Linked DNA regions of Homo sapiens: region 1 is linked to region 2. Evidence: chromatin loops called from intact Hi-C (ENCODE). Cell type or tissue: mammary epithelial cell. All regions are shown on one strand. Links, peaks and the distances in the headings refer to the core of each region. The heading gives the core; the rest is flanking DNA. Region 1 has its middle 45 kb from the start of TYRO3. Region 2 overlaps MGA (MAX dimerization protein MGA).

Region 1 (8,844 bases), core at 1,921-5,920, 110 kb after region 2:
CTCCAGCCTGGGCAACAAAGCAAGACTCTTATCTCAAAAAAAAAAAAAAATTAGACGAGGTGGTGGCAGGTGCCTGTAATCCCAGCTACTTGGGAGGCTGAGGCAGGAGACACTTGAACTCAGGAGGCGGAGGTTGCAGTGAGCTGAGATCACACCACTGCACTCCAGGCTGGGCAACAGAGCGACTCTGTCTTAAAAGAAAAAAAAAGAAAGATGAAGGATGAGTGTTCAGGAGACATTTAGAGATATAATAAGGCGTGAGAAAAAGATCAAAGAGTATGAGTATAGAAATAAATCAGGGCCAGGAGTGGTGGCTCATGCCTGTAATCCCAGCACTTTGGGAGGCCAAGGCGGGCGGATCATGAGGTCAAGAGTCCGAGACCAGCCTGGCCAACATGGTGAAACCTCATCTCTACTAAGAATACAAAAATTAGCTGGACATGGTGGTGTGTGCCTGTAACCCCAGCTGCTCAGGAGGCTGAGACAGGTGAATTGCTTGAACCCAGGAGGTGGAGGTTGCAGTGAGCCAAGATCATGCCACTGCACTCCAGCCTGGGCAACACAGCAAGACTCCATCTCAAAAAAAGAAAGAAAGAAATCAAAAGGTTGGCCATCAAACCTGTCTCCATTCCCACAGCTGAGGAGTGGAAAGAAAGAAATGGAGCCTCTAGAGGCATTAGACAAAGAGGCCACAGGAGAGGAGAAGCAGCAGCACAGCAGACTTGCATACAGGCCAAGAGAGGAGAGGATTTCTCATAGCAGATGATGGTCAGCAATATTGATCACAGCAAAGAGGCTAAGGAGAACAGAAATCAAGAAAAGTCCTTTGGAGCCATGTGCAGTGATGTGCATCTATAGTCCCAGCTACTGGGGAGACTGAGGCAGGAGGATTGCTTGAGCCCAGGAGTTGGAGGCTGCAGTGAGCTGTAATTGTGGCTGTCAATAGCCACTGTACTCCAGCCTGGGCAATAAAGCAAGACCACATCTCTTAAACATTTTTTTAAGTTCTTTGAATTTAGAGCTGGATGACCATAGGCACAGCTATGTGAGAGTGGGGTGTTGCAGGAAAGAGCCAGATGGCAGAGGAATAATGAGAGAATGAGTCATGAAGACATGGAGGCACACAGTATTTGGCAGTAAAAGGAGGAGGAAAAAATGGGACAGTAGCTTAAAGAGAGTGAGGTCATATAGAGGCCTTTTCCAAATGGGAGAGACCTGAATGCGTGTGAGATGAAAACAAGGAGACAGGACAAAGGAACCAATTTAAAATGTGAAGGAGAAAATAAATCATGCAATAAGTTCCCTTAAGGAGACAGGAGAAGATAGAATCAAGACACAGGTGGAAAGCGCCAATTTAGGAAATGACAGTTGGCTGGGCTCAGTGGCTCATGCCTATAATCCTAGCACTTTGGGAGGCCGAGGCGGGTGGATCACCTGAGGTCAGGGGTTCGAGACCAGCCTGGCCAACATGGCAAAATCCTGTCTCTACTAAAAATACAAAAGTTAGCCAGGCGTTGTGGTGGGCGCCTATAGTCCCAGCTACTTGGGAGGCTGAGGCAGAAGAATCACTTGAACCCAGGGAGGCGGAGGTTGCAGTGAGCCAAGATCGCACCACTGCACTCCAGCCTGGCTGACAGAGTGAGACTCCTTCTCAAAAAAAAAAAAGAAAGAAAAAAGAAAATAAGACAGTCATTTGCTCTGAAGTAGAAAGAGAAGAAGTGGTGGGTAATGATACAGGTATTTTTTAGGTGGAGAGGAATTTGTATAATGGAGTTCATGTCATTGATTTCTGTCTTCTCAGTAATAATCATAAGCCCTAGCATTTACTAGCCTAAATAATTTGTAATGTATTAACTCACTTAATCCTTACAACCTCCTAAAGTATATACTATTGTTATCCCCATTTTACAGTTATGGAAACAGAGTCACCAAGAAGTGAGGTGACTTTAACAAGGTCAAACAGCTAATAAATGGTAGTACTCAGCCAGGCATGGTGACTCACACCTGTAATCCCAGCACTTTGGAAGGCCAAGGTGGGAGGATCAGTTGAGCCTAGGAGTTAGAGACCAGACTGGGCAACATGGTGAGACCTCATATCTACAAAAAAAATAATGATAATAATTAGCCGGGCATAGTGATGTGTGCCTGTAGTCCCAGCTACTCAGAAGGCTGAGATGGGAGGATCGATTGAGACTGGGAGGTGGAGGCTGCAGTGAGCCGTGATTGTACCACTGCACTCCAGACTGGGTTAATAGAGTGAGACCCTGTCTCAAAAAGAAAAAAAAAAGGTAGTGCTCATATTTCTACCCACGAGATAGAAAGGAGATAAGGCGATTTGCCAAGAGTAAAAGAGTAACCGATGGAAAAGGAAGAGCGGAAATTGGGAACCTGAGTGAATATAAAAGTTTAGAATAGCCAGAGTGAAAAGTATGCCTCTGAGGGTGCAAATAGAGTGAGCCCTCTTCCAGACCATCAGTCTCCTATTTTCTTCTGCTAATAGAACCTCTCCCCTTGAAGATTCCACAAACCAGATGTGTGGAATTCCTCAGTCCTTTCGGGCTGTTTGAGGTGATTCTGCCCTTCCTTTCACATTCCTGGACTCTGGGTCTGCCCTTTGGACAGGATTCTCCTAATAAAGCTGAAGGTGGCAGAGAATTATTCTAGGCTGTCTTCTGACAGGGCTGTACACCAGCCGCACACCTGGGCAGACTTACTGAAACTTTTAAAAGTGCATGTTTAAAATGGCATTAGATTTGGGGTCTCAGTAGCCCCTATGTTTCAGGAGAGATTTTCTTTTTCTTATCTTTCTTTTTCTTTTTTTTTTTTTTTTGAGACAGAGTTTTGTTTTTGTTGCCCAGGCTGGAGTGCAATGGTGAAATCTTGGCTCACTGCAACCTCTGCCTCTCAGGTTCAAGCGATTCTCCTGCCTCAGCCTCCTGAGTAGCTGGAATTACAGGCACCTGCCACCATGCCCAGCTAATTTTTTGTATTTTTAGTAGAGACAGGGTTTCACCATGTTGGCCAGGCTGGTATCGAACTCCTGATTTCAGGTGATCTGCCAGCCTTGGCCTCCCAAAGTGTTGGGATTACAGACGTGAGCCACTGCGCCTGGCTAGATTTTCTAATTTAAAAACAGTTAAAGAGGAACACGGCTGGGCGCGGTGGCTCACGCCTGTAATCTCAGCACTATAGGAAGCCGAGGCGGGCAGATCACTTGAGGTCAGGAGTTCCAGACCAGCTTGGCCAACATGGTGAAACCCTGACTCTACTAAAAATTTAAAAATAATAATAGTAAAAAGAGTTAAGGAGGAACAGACAGTTTCTAGCTCTCTGAGATTGTTCCTCTAGACTTTACCACAGGTAACAAAACCTGTTTTTTTCAAACCAAAATTTGAATTTGCTAAAAACTTTTTATATATTACATAATTATTTACATCACCAAGGAAACAGAGGAATTTACAAGTAAGAAACCAAACTGTCTCTATTCTCTTCCTCAAATGTCAGTGGTATTTTGGCAAAGATTCTTAGAGGAGTGAGAACAGAAAAGCAGCAACACTAAAAAGCCAAAAACCTCCTCATGTAGAGACATCAATCAAAAAATGCCGCAACCAAAATTTCATTTTCCAGGAAGGACAGCTGGGTTCAGAATAGTTTCCAGGCAAATTTGCATCATTGGTATTACTTCCTCCAGCAATATGCATTTGTATTTTTTCACATCGAGACATCGTGAAGAACTTCCAACTTCTTAGTAACTCTCCAGGCATTCCAGGTCATGTGCAGATGCAGAGAGCTGGGTTGATGGGGTTTCATGACTCAAAAGGCTAAGTACTGGCACAAATTCATTACAAGCGGGGCAGCCGGGATATTCAGCTAGACAATCCATTCAGAATCAAACTTAGATACAAAGATGTAGAGATACATTGTTCCTGAGATGTGAGCAAGGAGCAAACGCAACACAGAATGGAATTGGGTTTAAGAATGTGTCATGTGAATCCGCCTACAGACAACGCTGGGAACTGTTCCTGAAATGGGAGGAGGCTGTCATCACCTCTCCCTCAGTAGCACCATGTGCCACAGAAATCATTTTTTCTTCTTTTTTGTCTTCATTTTCATTTTGGAAGTGCATTTTGATATGCTGTCTCCCTTCCCCCATTTCCCTCCTCCCCACTCAGGGAGACAAGGCTGATGCTCACTAACCTCTGCTATTTGCTGCCAGGAAAAGGAAGGGAGGTTGAGGGGGTGCTTACAAACCCCTGTGAAGCGCGCCGGTCCTGGCATCACCCAAACGGGCATGCCCTCTACCTCCTCCTGGTGGATGCGAAGGGAAGACTAATTCCTCATAGTGATGAGGACACAGAGCTAAACTGTGGCCAACTGAGAGACCTCCAGAGGAGGTCAGTTCAGGACCGATGGGTAAGCTCTGACATGCTTCTTCACTCTTAGTGGATAGACTTAAGAAGAGTGATGAGTGGCAATATCTAGTCCTTTACTGAGAAGAGAAGCCTACAGTTTTTCCTACTGTACTGCGTGAAAGCTCGGGAAAGATCAGGAGTGTCTGACACCAAAGCAGACATGAGTTGAAGCTGTCAAAGCCACTACATCAACAGCTTCCCACTGTCATCCAGCTGAAGTCCTGGGTGCTCCTCACATAGGAACAGGCACTCTTCTAAGAGACGAAAGCCGCCTTCTAATTGCTGTTTCCAGTCAGAGGTAGATGTCACACACCCACACGTGCAAGTTAATGACAGATTGAAGACTTGTGGTCATGCTGTCTGTCCTTAAGCTATCTGTATGTGTTTCAAGAAGGTTCCATATAGTCCTAAACACCCCACTGTCCCCCACCAACTCTGTCTTTTCTAGCAGAACAAGAAGAAATCTACAGATTGTAGAAGTCTGTTTTATTCTCCTATTACTTTTGCCCTTGGGCTAAGCTAAAACCAGGACGCCTCTTCTTCAGGTTTTATATCATGTCTCATTCCCTCTTAGCCGCTGCTTAGCTACATAGGTTTTGCTCCCTAAGTTTCTATCAGAAATTAGCTTTTCTCTTAGTCACCTTTCCTATTCCCGTCTCCTATTAATTTAGAATTATTTTACTGTAATCAGACAGAACGTCCTCCTTGCTACTCCATTATTTATTTCCATAGCATTTTCAAGTTCATCCTCCCTACACAGACACACACACACACCACACACACACTCAGTATTTACATGGGCTCCAAATGTTCCGGACCCAAGTAGACTGATTCTAGATGGGAATCCAGAACCTGAATTCATAACCTTTGGGAAGTTTGGCCTGAGACTACCTGCCTACCTGAATGAAAGGAAGAGCAAGACTGTGAATTGTGAATACATGAGGTGGATCACTGTTCACAGGGCAGAAGATAAGACCCACTGAGGGAACAGACGTTATGTCAACCCCAGACATGCAGCAGTTGTTTTCCAAGTTCTCACTAATGTTTCTGGCTGGCCTAGGAGATAAAGAAGTTCTGAAAACAGGCTGGGCGCAGTGGCTCACACCTGTAATTCCAGCACTTTAGGAGGGTGAGGTGGTTGGATCGCCTGAGGTCAGGAGTTTGAGACCACCCTGGCCAACATGGTGAAACCCCATCTCTACTAAAAATACAAAAATTAGCCAGGCATGGTGGGGCACGCCTGTAATCCCAGCTACTCTGGAGGCTGAGACAGGAGAATCACTTGAACCCGGCAAGCGGAGGTTGCAGTGGGCTGAGATCACTCCACTGCACTCCAGCATGGAGCGAAACTCTGTCTCAAAAAAAAGGAATTTCTGAAAACATACTAATAGCATCCTCTCTGACTATCATACTGAGGAATGGAAAGTTTTTGTGTTAGGGAATGCAATTTAATCCTAGATTATGGCCATCACAAATGATACTTATAATTTGCATTATACAAAGCTCTCTTATCAATGAAAGCTGATTTAATCTTTGTTGTATTCTAGTGAAAAGGCCAGAGAAGGGTCTTAACCCTATTTAACAAATACAGAAGAAGATTCAGAAAATATCTATGATATATCCAGAGTCAACCAGGCCAGGAAAGGATAAAAAGCAGAATGAAAGGAGTGAAACCCCAAGAAAGAAAGCAATGAAGTGAACTCTGCCCTCAGAGAAGCTGTGAGCATCTTAACAGCTATGATGTATGGGACCCTTTGCCAGGATTAAGGGAAAAAAGTGGAGCAAAGCCACTCAGTTCTACTCACCTCCCCAACTCTTAACCCCTCGACCAGGTTGCAGAGGCAAAAGAAACCTGGGAAGGTAGCCCACAGGTCTTCCCAGGGATGGGGACCATGGAAACACCAGCCTTTATTATTAATCAAAACTGCAAGCTTCCTTCCTTCCTTTTTTTTTTTTTTCTTTTTTTTTTTTTTGAGATGGAGTCTCACTCTGTCCCCCAGGCTCACTGCAACCTCCGCCTCCTGGGTTCAAGCGATTATCCTCCCTCAGCCTCCGAGCATCTGGGATTACAGGCTCCCCCAACCACACCCAGCTAATTTTTGTATTTTTAGTAGAGACAGGGTTTCACCATGTTGGCCAGGATGGGCTCGATCTCTTGACTTCATGATCCGCCTGCCTCAGCCTCCCAAAGTGCTGGGATTACAGGCATGAGCCACCATGCCCAGGCTTCCTTACTTTTTTATGCATATTTGATGGGTCACTATAAAATGTTAACCAGGAACTCAGGCTAATACCATCACATAGGCTGGATTTCCAGTTCAGGTCATGGGCAGGCCATGCTCCTTGCACCATGGTCCTTACCAGTCTTGCTGGAGGTCAAGCTGCCCCAAGGAATGAAGATGCTGAAAAAGGTCTGTCTCCCTTCTTTTTTTTTTTTTTTTTTTTTTTGAGATGGAACCTCGCTTTGTTGCCCAGGCTGGAGTGCAGTGGTGCGATATCCGCTCAATGCAACCTCCACCTCCCAGGTTCAAGCAATTCTCCTGCCTCAGCCTCCTGAGTAGCTGGGACTATAGGCACCCGCCATCACGCCTGGCTAATTTTTGTATTTTTAGTAGAGACGAGGTTTCACCATGTTGGTCAGGCTGGTCTCGAACTGCTGACCTCGTGATCTGCCTGCCTCGGCCTCCCAAAGTGCTGGGATTACAGGCATGAGCCACCGCACCAGGCCCTGTCTCCCCTCTTGGACCCTGGCATGCAGTAGGTTGCTCCTGTGTTGTAAAGGAAAGATGATTCTTGGATGAGGCTTACCTCTGCTAAGTAAGCCCTGAAGAGTGCAGAAGAACACCACCACTGCAACATCCTTGGACTGTGGTGGCAGGAGACACTATGTGTGATGGGAGGCAGTGTGACAGTGTGGCTAGCATTCAGTCCTGTCTAGGAAAGGAAAGAGAAATAAAAAGCTTGAACACAAAACAAGTACCTCAAGTGCAGGCTGTGGGAGAGAAGGATATCTGGGATCTGGTGCCAGTGAGGGGGCCAACTGGCTGGCACTGAGCCTGCTTAAAGGTGTCTCAGACATTTGGCCAGTGTGTTTCTCAGAGCTGTGGTCACAAAAGATGGACTCTTCCCACCCAGAGGATGCAAGGACAGCACACTGTGTCTTTCTGGCCATTGGATCCTCTCCCTTTCCCCAGGCAGCTTGCCTGGCCTCATCCTCTGAGTGATGAGTGAGAACCCCCACTGCCCTCAAGGACAACACAAGGTCTTACCCAGAGCCCAAGAGGGGAGGGTGCCAGCAGGTGCCCAGGAGTGGGGCCCTAGCCCAAGTGGAGCTTTCCTGAAGGTGCATTCCTGAAGGCCACATGGTAGGCAGTCAGCCAGAGCAACTCTGTCCCCTCCCCTCTTCCCATCTTATATGTATTCAAACCAGGAAAAATGTGACAGCACATGGGCAGCCTAGGCAGTGAATAAATGCCTCAGGCATCCTCTTGCAGCAAGTGTCTCTATATGTTATGGCTGTTTCCATCTTACATTTCCTTGAATGTTTATATTTCTTTCTGTCTCTCTCTTTTTTTTTTTTTTTTTTTTTGGTTTTGTATTTGTTTGTTTGAGATAGGGTCTCACTCTGTTGCCCAGGCTGGAATGCAGTAACGTGGTCTCAGCTCACTGCAATTTCCACCTCCCAGGCTCAAGCCATACTCCCACCTCAGCCTCCAAGGAGCTGGGACTATAGGAACACACCACCACACCCAGCTAATTTTTTGTACATTTTTAGTAGAGACAGGGTTTCGCCATGTTGCCCAGGCTGGTCTCAAACTCCTGGGCTCAAGCGATCCACCCACCTTGGCCTCCCAAAGTGCTGGGATTACAGATGCAAGCCACTGAGCCTGGCCAAATGTTCATATTTCAATAAACCTCTACCTCTTCTCTCTCTCTCTCTCTCACACACACACACACACACACACAGAGAGAGAGAGAGAGAGAGAGAGAGAGAGAGAGAGAGAGAGAGAGAGAGAGAGAGAGAGAGAGAGAGAAGGCTGGGCATGGTGGCTCATGCCTGTAATCCCAGCACTTTGGGAGGCTGAGATGAAAGCATCACTTGAGGTCAGGAGTTCGAGACCAGCCTGGGCAACATAACAAGACCTCATCTCTACAAAAAATTTTAAAAATTAGCCGGATCTAATGGCACACACCTGTAGTCCTAGCTACTTGGGAGGCTGAGAAGGGAGGATTGCTTCAGCCCAGGAGGTCACGGTTGCAGTGAGCCATGATCATGCCATTGCCCTCCAGCTTGGGTGACATAGCGAGACCCTATCTCAAAAATAATAGTACATTATCAAGAGTAGAACTCTGTATTTCTGCCTTTCCCTCCCACCCTCACTCTCCTTCTGCTGCTGCTGTTGCCATTTGCTTTTTTCTCTTCCCTCAGCAT
Region 2 (8,844 bases), core at 1,563-5,562:
TTTTTGTATTTTTAGTAGAGACGGGGTTTCACCGTGTTAGCCAGGACAGTCTCGATCTCCTGACCTCGTGATCTGCCCGCCTCAGCCGTCCAAAGTGCTGGGATTACAGGCCTGCGCCACCGTGCCCAGCCATCCCTCCTTTTTCATCCTTCCCTAACAGCACAAGAAAACTGATGGCTCCTAGATAGGGAATAGCAAGCTTTGCTTTTTATAATGAACTGTACCAGTAAGAAAACAAAAAAATACTTTAATAATTGGCTATCGGAGTTTAATTATAGTCAAGGATAGGGCACAGGATGAAGACAATAATCAAAAAGCAGTAAAGCCTAAGAGGTAAGCACTATTCCTGCTTATGTGGGCTTCCGTATTTTATTTTTGTTGCTTTGAAATGGAAATGCTTGTCTTAAGCATAAGAAGGGAGTAAACTCAGTAAGGAGATATGGGTAGAACTAAACTAATAAATCTACACTATGCTTCATTTTAAACCTTTAAAATCTTATTTACACAAAGATCATTTAGGTATTTAAATACACTATATCTCACTTAAATGCTAAAATAGAAATAAGAATACCCTGGCACTGGTCACAAAACAGGAGAGGCCAGAAAGAGATCCAGTCATTAATATATTTTAATTTATTATATTACAGGTGACATTTTAATTCAGTAGGAAAAGTATATTTCTCAATAAGTGATAGTACAACGGCTAGGCATTTGGGGGAAATATGATTCCCTACTACAAATCCCACATCAAATAAATTCAGCTATATTAACAACTTATTTTTTTTAAGTCCAAAAAAGTACTAGAAGAAATATAATTAAATATTTTTATAATCTCAAGGTAGAGAAAGACTTTCTAAACAAGACTTTAAAGACAGAAACCAAGCCCTTTGGGAGGCCGAGGTGGGCCGATCATAAAGTCAGGTGTTCGAGACCAGCCTGGCCAATATGGTGAAACCCCGTCTCTACTAAAAATAGAAAAATTAGCCAGGTGTGGTGGTGCATGCCTGTAGTCCCAGCTACTTGGGAGGCTGAGGCAGAAGAATTGCTTGAACCCAAGAGGTGGAGGTTGCAGTGAGCCGAGATCGTGCCACTGCACTCCAGCCTGGGCAACAGAGTGAGACTCTGTCTCAAAAAAAGAAAAAAGAAAAAAAAAAAAAAAGACAGAAACCATAAAAAGAAAAGACTGCCAAGTTTAACTATCACTGCTTTTTCACTGGGGGCGGGTGGGCAGTGGGGGAGGGAACCTTGAACAAAACGAAAATGTAAATTACAAAATTATAACCTAGAAAATATAAAGCTTCTGCAAACTAAAGGAAAAAAACACACTCCAATAAAAGTTAGCAAAGAATTCAAAAAGGCAATTTACAGAAAAAAAGTTTATGATAAATGGTCAATAAATCTATCATAGAAGAAATACAAATCTAAAACAAAATATCAATTTCTGCCTATCCATATGACAGTTTTAAAAGTTGTAAAATATTCAGTGTTAGAACAGAAAACTAATTGGGTACAGTGGCTCATGCCTATTATAATCCTAGCACTTTGGGAGGCTAAGGCAGGAAGATTGCCTGAGCTCAGGAGTTCAAGACCAGCCTACGCAACATGGTGAAACCCCGTCTCTACTAAAATATAAAAAAATTAGCTGGACACCTATAATCCCAGCTACTCAGGAGGCTGGGGCAGGAAAATCATTTGAACCCAGGAGGTGGAGGTTGCAGTGAGCTGAGACCATGCCACTGCACTCCAGCCTGGGCAACAGAGCAAGAGAACAGAAAACTGGCACCATCCAGTATCTGACTACTGGCATACGTCTGAAGTTGGCACAAGTCTAGTGACATCTACAAATGTTTAACATGTACACACTGTCACAGCAATTCCACTTTTAATAGCCTGTCTTGAACATGGATGTTCATCACCGTACAGCTTATAATAAAGAAAACCCAAAAAGGCTAACTATCCAACCAAAGGGATTATAACAACATGAAGCCATTAAAACTAACATTATAAAATTAGATCTACAATTGTTGATGTGGAAAGCAGAACATGACGTTATGATGGAACATACACTGAAATATTAATCATCATCTCTGATTGAAATGAACACAGAGCAACAGGAAGTGTAAACATAAATTGCCAAGAAAAGGAGTATTAATCCCCTGATAAACTAAGAAACCTGTTTCAATTATACGGTAAAATCATTTCAATACATTTGAACAAAATACAAAGATATAACAGAAACGAAAAAATCAATAATGAAATAATATGTAACTTGGGTCTACATCTACATCATATTTTATCCTCTCCCACCAAAAAAAAACCCAATTTTCAACACAGTACATGATGTTCAGCTTTACCACAATCCTACTTTGTCCCCAAATCTCCAACCATGAGCAGAGGGTCTTTTTGCAAACTTCTCCTTTTAGAAAACATGATGCATTATATGGATCATCTATAGTCTTTCCAAGGAACGTACGTGTGTCTACCTGTGTGTGTGTGCACATGCGCACAATCCAGAAAATGGAAGAAACTCAAAGATCAAGGGCATTCTAGAAAACCAAGTAACAGTATGATTTAAATTTAGCACAAAAAAGCAATTCTCAGAGAACAATTCAACTTAAAAAAGGTGTGTGTTTGTGTGCATCTCAGATAGCCAGTCAGAAAGAGCATGTAAGGATAATAAGAAGTCTCAAAGCTCTTATTGGATAATTGATCGGGATTAAGGTAGGTTGTATTATTCTAAAATAACCATACTTTTCCAAAAACTGATATGGCACAGTTTTAACTCTCAATTAATACTCACTGTATTCTAGCTTCTTTCTCTTCTTTTTCTCTTTCAATTGTTCCTCCTCCTCCCTGATTCCTTCTTCCTCCTCCCTTGCCTCCTCTCCCAGAGTATCATAAAATACTGGATCTCGATGAGCAGCCTTCCTCTGAAAATGCTTAGTTTTGGATCCTCCTTTAACAAGTACAACTTTTCTTTTCAAACAAGTACAACCAAACATGCAGTCTGGTCGGCGGCAGTGAGCAGGTTGGCGCTTCTCCAAAGCTAGACTGGAACATACACAACCCAGTCGACAGAAGTCATTGTTGCAGGGAGGGGCTCGTTTCCTTATGATTGTGTGGATAGGTTTAGTTTTGAGGGATGCCTAAAGTCAAAGGAGAAAATTGTAATTCCACTAAACCATCCCCCTACACCACCACCAACTTATGGTCATATACTGGACTGCATTACTCTCTGATTTTAAGTACTAACAGCACAGGACTAATGCAGATTCAAAGGACAGAACATGAATCTAACCAGGGCTCTAAACAATCTGCCATTCTAATGCTTAGTACAGACAATTATGGGCAAAACTATCAAGGATGGATTTATTTTCAATATAAATTATACATAATGTTCTAACGCAAAGATTAACAAAGGTTGAGACCCATGGGCCAAATCCAGCCTGTGTCATAAAGTTTCACTGGAACGCAACCAGGCTAATTCATACACATACCGTCTGAAGAACTACAACAGCAGAGTTCAGTAACTCCTATAGAGAGTGTATGGTCTGCAAAGCCTTAAATATTTACTATTTGGCCCTTTACAGAAAAAGTTTGCTGGTCCCTATTGTAGGGTAATTAATAAAAAAAGAATAGGACAATACATAAATAAAAGTCTTTATGAAGGATTAATAACGAATAAAATAATCTGCATTTAGTTCCAACATCTGATGATCTTCAGTTCCAGAATTCAGTCATAGAATTACAAAATGGAAAGTAAAAAAAGTAATGATGAAGGCCAGGCGCAGTGGCTCATGCTTGTAATCCTAGCACTTTGGGAGGCCGAGGCAGGCAGATAGCTTGAGCCCAGGAGTTTGAGACCAGCCTGGATAACATGGCAAAACCCCATTTGTATTTTTAATATAATACAAAAAATTAGCCAGGCGTGGTAGTGCACACCTACAGGCCCCAGCTACTCAGGAGGCTAAGGTGGGAGGACCACAGTGAGCTGTGATCACGCCACTAAACTCCAGCCTGGGCAACAAGAGTGAGACATTGTCTCAAAAACAAATAAATAAATAAATAAATGTGCTGTGGCATCATTTCACATGCACCAGAGGCTGCTAAGATAGGTACATCATCAATAGATCAAAAATTCCTTCCTGCAACCCTTGCCATAAAACTTCTAAAATATAAAAATAAAAATAAATAAGTGAAAAATTATTAATACAAAATTTCACAAAAGATAAAGGTTTCTCTCCAGAGGTTTTTAATTTTCAATTTCCTGGGATTTAGTATCTTTTAAAAGCATAATTTTCAGGCCGGGCGTGGTGACTCATGCCTGTAATCCCAGCATTTTGTGAGGTGAGACAGGTGGATCACCTAAGGTCAGGAGCTCGAGACCAGTCTAACTAACATGGCGAAAACGTGTCTCTACTAAAAATACAAAAATTAGCCAGGTGCAGTGGTATGTGCCTATAGTCCCAGCTACTCGAAAGGCTGAGGCAGGAGAATAGCTTGAACCCAGGAGGCGGAGGTTGCAGTGAGCTGAGATCCTGCCACTGCACTCCAGCCTGGGCAACAGAGCGAGACTCCATCTCAAAAAATAAAAAATAAAAGCACAATTTTCAAAGTTGTTTTAACAAGATCAGCCAATGTACTTGCCCATATGTTGGAAAATGAAATCAGAGATTTTCAGAATGGTCAGTTGCCTTTATACAGGAGAGAGAGGTTATTCAAAAGTGCAATTGTACTCTCTCTCTCTGATGGCAGGAGAAATCTACACCTGAGTATCTAGTTGGTAAAGAACAAATGGGGAAGACATAGCCTTAGTTCCCATGAAGGTTCTAAATGCTAAAAACTAGCTGATCACCCTGCCAAAAAGTACCATTCCCATTTCCCCTCACTAACCTCGCTCTTTCTAGCCAAGCACTAATATACCTCCAGAAAACAGCAGCTACTTACTTGAGCTGTAAGTAGAGTTGTTAAGGATACATCTGCTCGCTCTTCTGTGATGTATGTCCTTGGTTTTCCTTCCCAAAGTGCACAGTCTTCCAGGTCCATTAGCTTCACCTGAGATTTAGACAAGCCTGGAGGGCGACTTCCCTGTTGCTGTTGCTGCTGCTGCTGTGCCTGCCGCAAACTAATCTGCTTTGGAAATATATTTTCATCCAAAGTTGGCACAACAAAGTTATTCGCCTGATTTTCTGAGATGATGCCTGAAGAATTCTTGGTAACCTTATCTCCTAGAATCACATGAGAGTATTTCTGCTTTGGTGAAACAGGGTATGGTAAAATGGATTTATAAGATGATTTAGTTCGGCCACTGAAAGTTGCCTGTCTGTTTTGAGACTTTGCCTTTCGAGAGACAGGGGGTACAGAATGAGGTTTCAAAGAATAAGAGGTAGAAGGGGAAATAGTAGATTGCTTCTTTAGTACACTATCAAGTGTTCGTACATAACTGGTACTCTTAGTGGGAAGCTGGTACACCACAGGAGATGTGGGAGCATTAGAAGAAAAACCCATGCTTGTTTCCATCAGCTTGCCTTCATTTTCCAAGTATTCATCTAGCTTATCACTACAGAAAGCAGAACGATTTTTCAGTGAACTTTCTGAATTTCCACCTAGAAATAAGAAAACATAAAATGCTTAAAGAAATCTAGGACAGATTTATGAATCTCCATAAAAACACTAAAAATGGCCAAGAATATTGAGCTACAAGATAGTGAATCTTCTAAACTATCCCTTAGCTGGGCACAGTGACTCCCACCTGTAATCCCAGTACTTTGACAGGAAGAAGCAAAACGATCGCTACAGGCTAGGAGTTCAAGACCAGCCTAAGTAACGTAACAAGGACCCTGTCCCTAAAAACATAAATAAATTTTTTAAAATAAATACTTAATAAACAAACTATCCCTCCTCAGAAAGAAAAAATAAATAAAACCAAGTGAAGAGAATGAGTCTCAGATATTAATGACATTAAAATCCATTCTCTAGTCTTGGGCACTAAAAACATTAAAATCCATTCTCTAAAATTATGTCTTACTCTAAAACTATCACATTATATTATTTATTGAGGCACTAATTCTTACAAAGTGCTAACAATGTATTTAACCTAAGAATCTTCAATCTTTGACAATCTTTGACCTGATTAAAGAGACCAAAGATAAGTAAAAACGTAACAGGGAGCCTGTGCACAGTGGCTCACTCCTGCAATCCCAGCGCTTTGGGAGGCTGAGGCAGGCAGATCACCTGAGGTCGGGAGTTCGAGACCAGCCTGACCAACATGGAGAAAACCCGTCTCTACTAAAAATACAAAATTAGCTGAGCATGGTGGCACATGCCTGCAATGCAATCCCCAGATACTCAGGAGGCTGAAGCAGGAGAATTGCTTGAACCCGAGACGGGGAGGTTGCGGTGAGCCGAGATCACGCCACTGCACTCCAGCTGGGCAACAAGACCAAAACTCCATCTCAAAAAAAAAGAAAAGAAAAGAAAAACACATAACAGGGGAAAAAAAAAAAAAAAGAAATTAAAGCAGGCCTCAACAGAATGCCAAAAGATTATTTATGAGAGTGAGACTGAGCACGGGGGTTCATGCCTGTAATCCCGGCACTTAGTGAGGCCAAGGCAGGTGGATTTCTTGAGCTCAGGAGTTCAAGACCAGGCTGGGCAACATCACAAACCCCAGCTCTACAAAAACTTAGCCAGGCATGGTGGCGCACACCTGTGGTCACAGCTATTCTGGAGGCTGAGCAGGGAGAATCACTTGAGCCCAGGAGGTCAAGGCTGCAGTGAGCTGAGATTGGACCACTGCACTCCAACCTGGGCAATGGAGCAAGACCCCGTCTTTAAAAAGCGAGGGAGAAAGACTGGAATGCCTGGAGTGTGATACAAAACATTAGAGAAAAAGGAAGACCACAAGAAGAGGCGTGTAAAATTTACTTGGGTTTTTGTTTGTTTGTTTGAGACAGGGTCTCGCTCTGTCACTCCGGCTGGAGTGCAGTGGTGTGATCTTGGCTCACTGCAGCCTCAACCTCCCTGGGCTCAAGTGATCCTCCCACCTCAGCCCCGCAAGTAGCTCGGACTACAGGAATGCGCCACCACATCTGGCTGTTTTTGCATTTTTTTGTAGAGAGGGGTTTTCACCATGTTGCCCAGGCTGGTCTCGAATTCCTGAGCTCAGGCAATCCGCTTGCTTCGGCCTCCCAAAGTGCTGGTAGATTACAGGCATGAGCCACCATGCCCAACCACAAAATTTAGTTTTTAAGAAACAAAAAAATTAAGTACAGAGACATGAATTACATTGTTATAAATACTGTGAAAAGATCAAAAGGTGAGAAAAGTATTTTGGAAAACTGGCATATTTATCTGGTTAAATTGCAAACGAATGCAGTGAACAAGGAAAAGCACTAAGAACGGAGACCAAGAGGGATACAGTCAAAATGCTTGGATTAGTTTAGTTTGAAGTATAAGACTATAGGAAATCACTATAAAACTCTGAAGTATACAGTTCTAAACTAATGCTTGAGAATGTTTTTTGTAACTGCAGAAACAGAAATAACAGAAATGCTGTTAAAAAGGCTGCAGCAATTATTTAAGCCTGACTGAACCTCAGGGTTGTGACTACAGGAAAATGGGTAGCAGACAGAAAACAGCAAGACAAGTATTTTCAGTTCATTTTAAACCATGGAAGGCTTGGGCGCGGCAGCTCACGCCTGTAATCCCAGCACTTTGGGAGGCCGAGGCGGACGGATCACCTGAGGTCAGGAGTTCCAGACCAGCCTGGCCAACATGGTGAAGCCCTGTATCTACTAAAAATACAAAAAATTAGCCAGCCGTGGTGGCACATGCCTATAGTCCCAGCTGTTTGGGAGGCTGAGGCAGAAGAATCTCTTGAACCTGGGAGGTGGAGGTTGCAGTGAGTCAAGATCACACCATCGCACTCCAGCCTGGGCAACAAGAGCAAAACTCAGTCTCAACAACAACAACAACAAAAAACCCATGGCGAGAAGGAATGAAGAAAAACAACCAAGACTTACTTTTAACAAAAGGTTTCTGGCTACATGTTTCAGAACATTTAAAAAATTTTAAAAAACTAATTACCTTCATTCCTAGATGCAGAAGCACTATGAAATTTTCCCCTCCATCCCTTGATCTTAGTGAAATCATTGGTTTTCCCTGTCCTAGAAACAAAGGGAAATCCCGCATCTATAAAAGAAAAAGTCAAACAGATGACCAAAATTCTAGCAGGCCAATATTATGGACCTAGTTAATTAATAAAACTTTAATTTGGTAAGTGTATAAATCACTTATCAAAACTATAACAACAGACAAAAGATCTATCTTAGACTAATGTTAAATGTCACCAATAAAGGTAGCTTTTTACTTACGTTACAAATAACGTAAACTTCAAGAAAAATAGTGTTTGACTTTACAAATGTTACATACTCACCAGGAGAGGCAGGGTTGGTTCCTGTAAGGTTCCAAAAAGGAAAGCTAGTAGCTGGAGCCAAAGGTAACTGTACTCCCAAGTATTTAAGATCAATGCTCATTGTTGGATCCACTGAATTCAATTTTAAGCCCACTAAAAGAAAAAAGGAAATCATATTTCCATAGATTAATCAGAAATCATATTATCTCCCTTCTTTGTTTTTAACTTGTGCCTGGGAGATGGCGGGGGGGTAAGGTCGAGAGAGAAAGGAGATAGTGAAGAGCAAAAACAATGAAAAAAACAAACTGTAGCAGATTCAATTTAAGGTGGCCCCATGATCCATGACATCTGGTATTACACATTTGTATAACTCCCCTCACCCCGACTATGGTAGGCAGGGCCTGTAATTTGTTTCTTATCAATAAAAT

What was found. Peaks named below come from ENCODE experiments on the same cell type or tissue, not always from the same donor. Only the 100,000 strongest peaks of a DNase experiment are listed, where the experiment ranks them.
Region 1: it touches region 2 in a loop (2.7-fold over the local background); 6 of 110 quality-filtered maps call a loop at or near these places.

What each region holds. Positions count from the first base shown.
Region 1 is chr15:41,599,489-41,608,332 of GRCh38, reverse strand. No RefSeq gene overlaps it. Among named protein-coding and RNA genes, the nearest start is that of TYRO3, 45 kb to the right of the region's middle. In mammary epithelial cell, for the core only: a CTCF peak has its summit at 4,307 (motif pointing left); a DNase peak (open chromatin) is centred at 3,902; H3K4me3 peaks cover 482 bases.
Region 2 is chr15:41,707,453-41,716,296 of GRCh38, reverse strand. It overlaps MGA (MAX dimerization protein MGA), which reads right to left. Exons shown (of 24, transcript NM_001400225.1): 6 at 8,438-8,569; 7 at 8,089-8,193; 8 at 4,948-5,606; 9 at 2,801-3,146. Among named protein-coding and RNA genes, the nearest start is that of MIR626, 20 kb to the right of the region's middle. In mammary epithelial cell, for the core only: no CTCF peak of the experiment used is centred there; no DNase peak of the experiment used is centred there.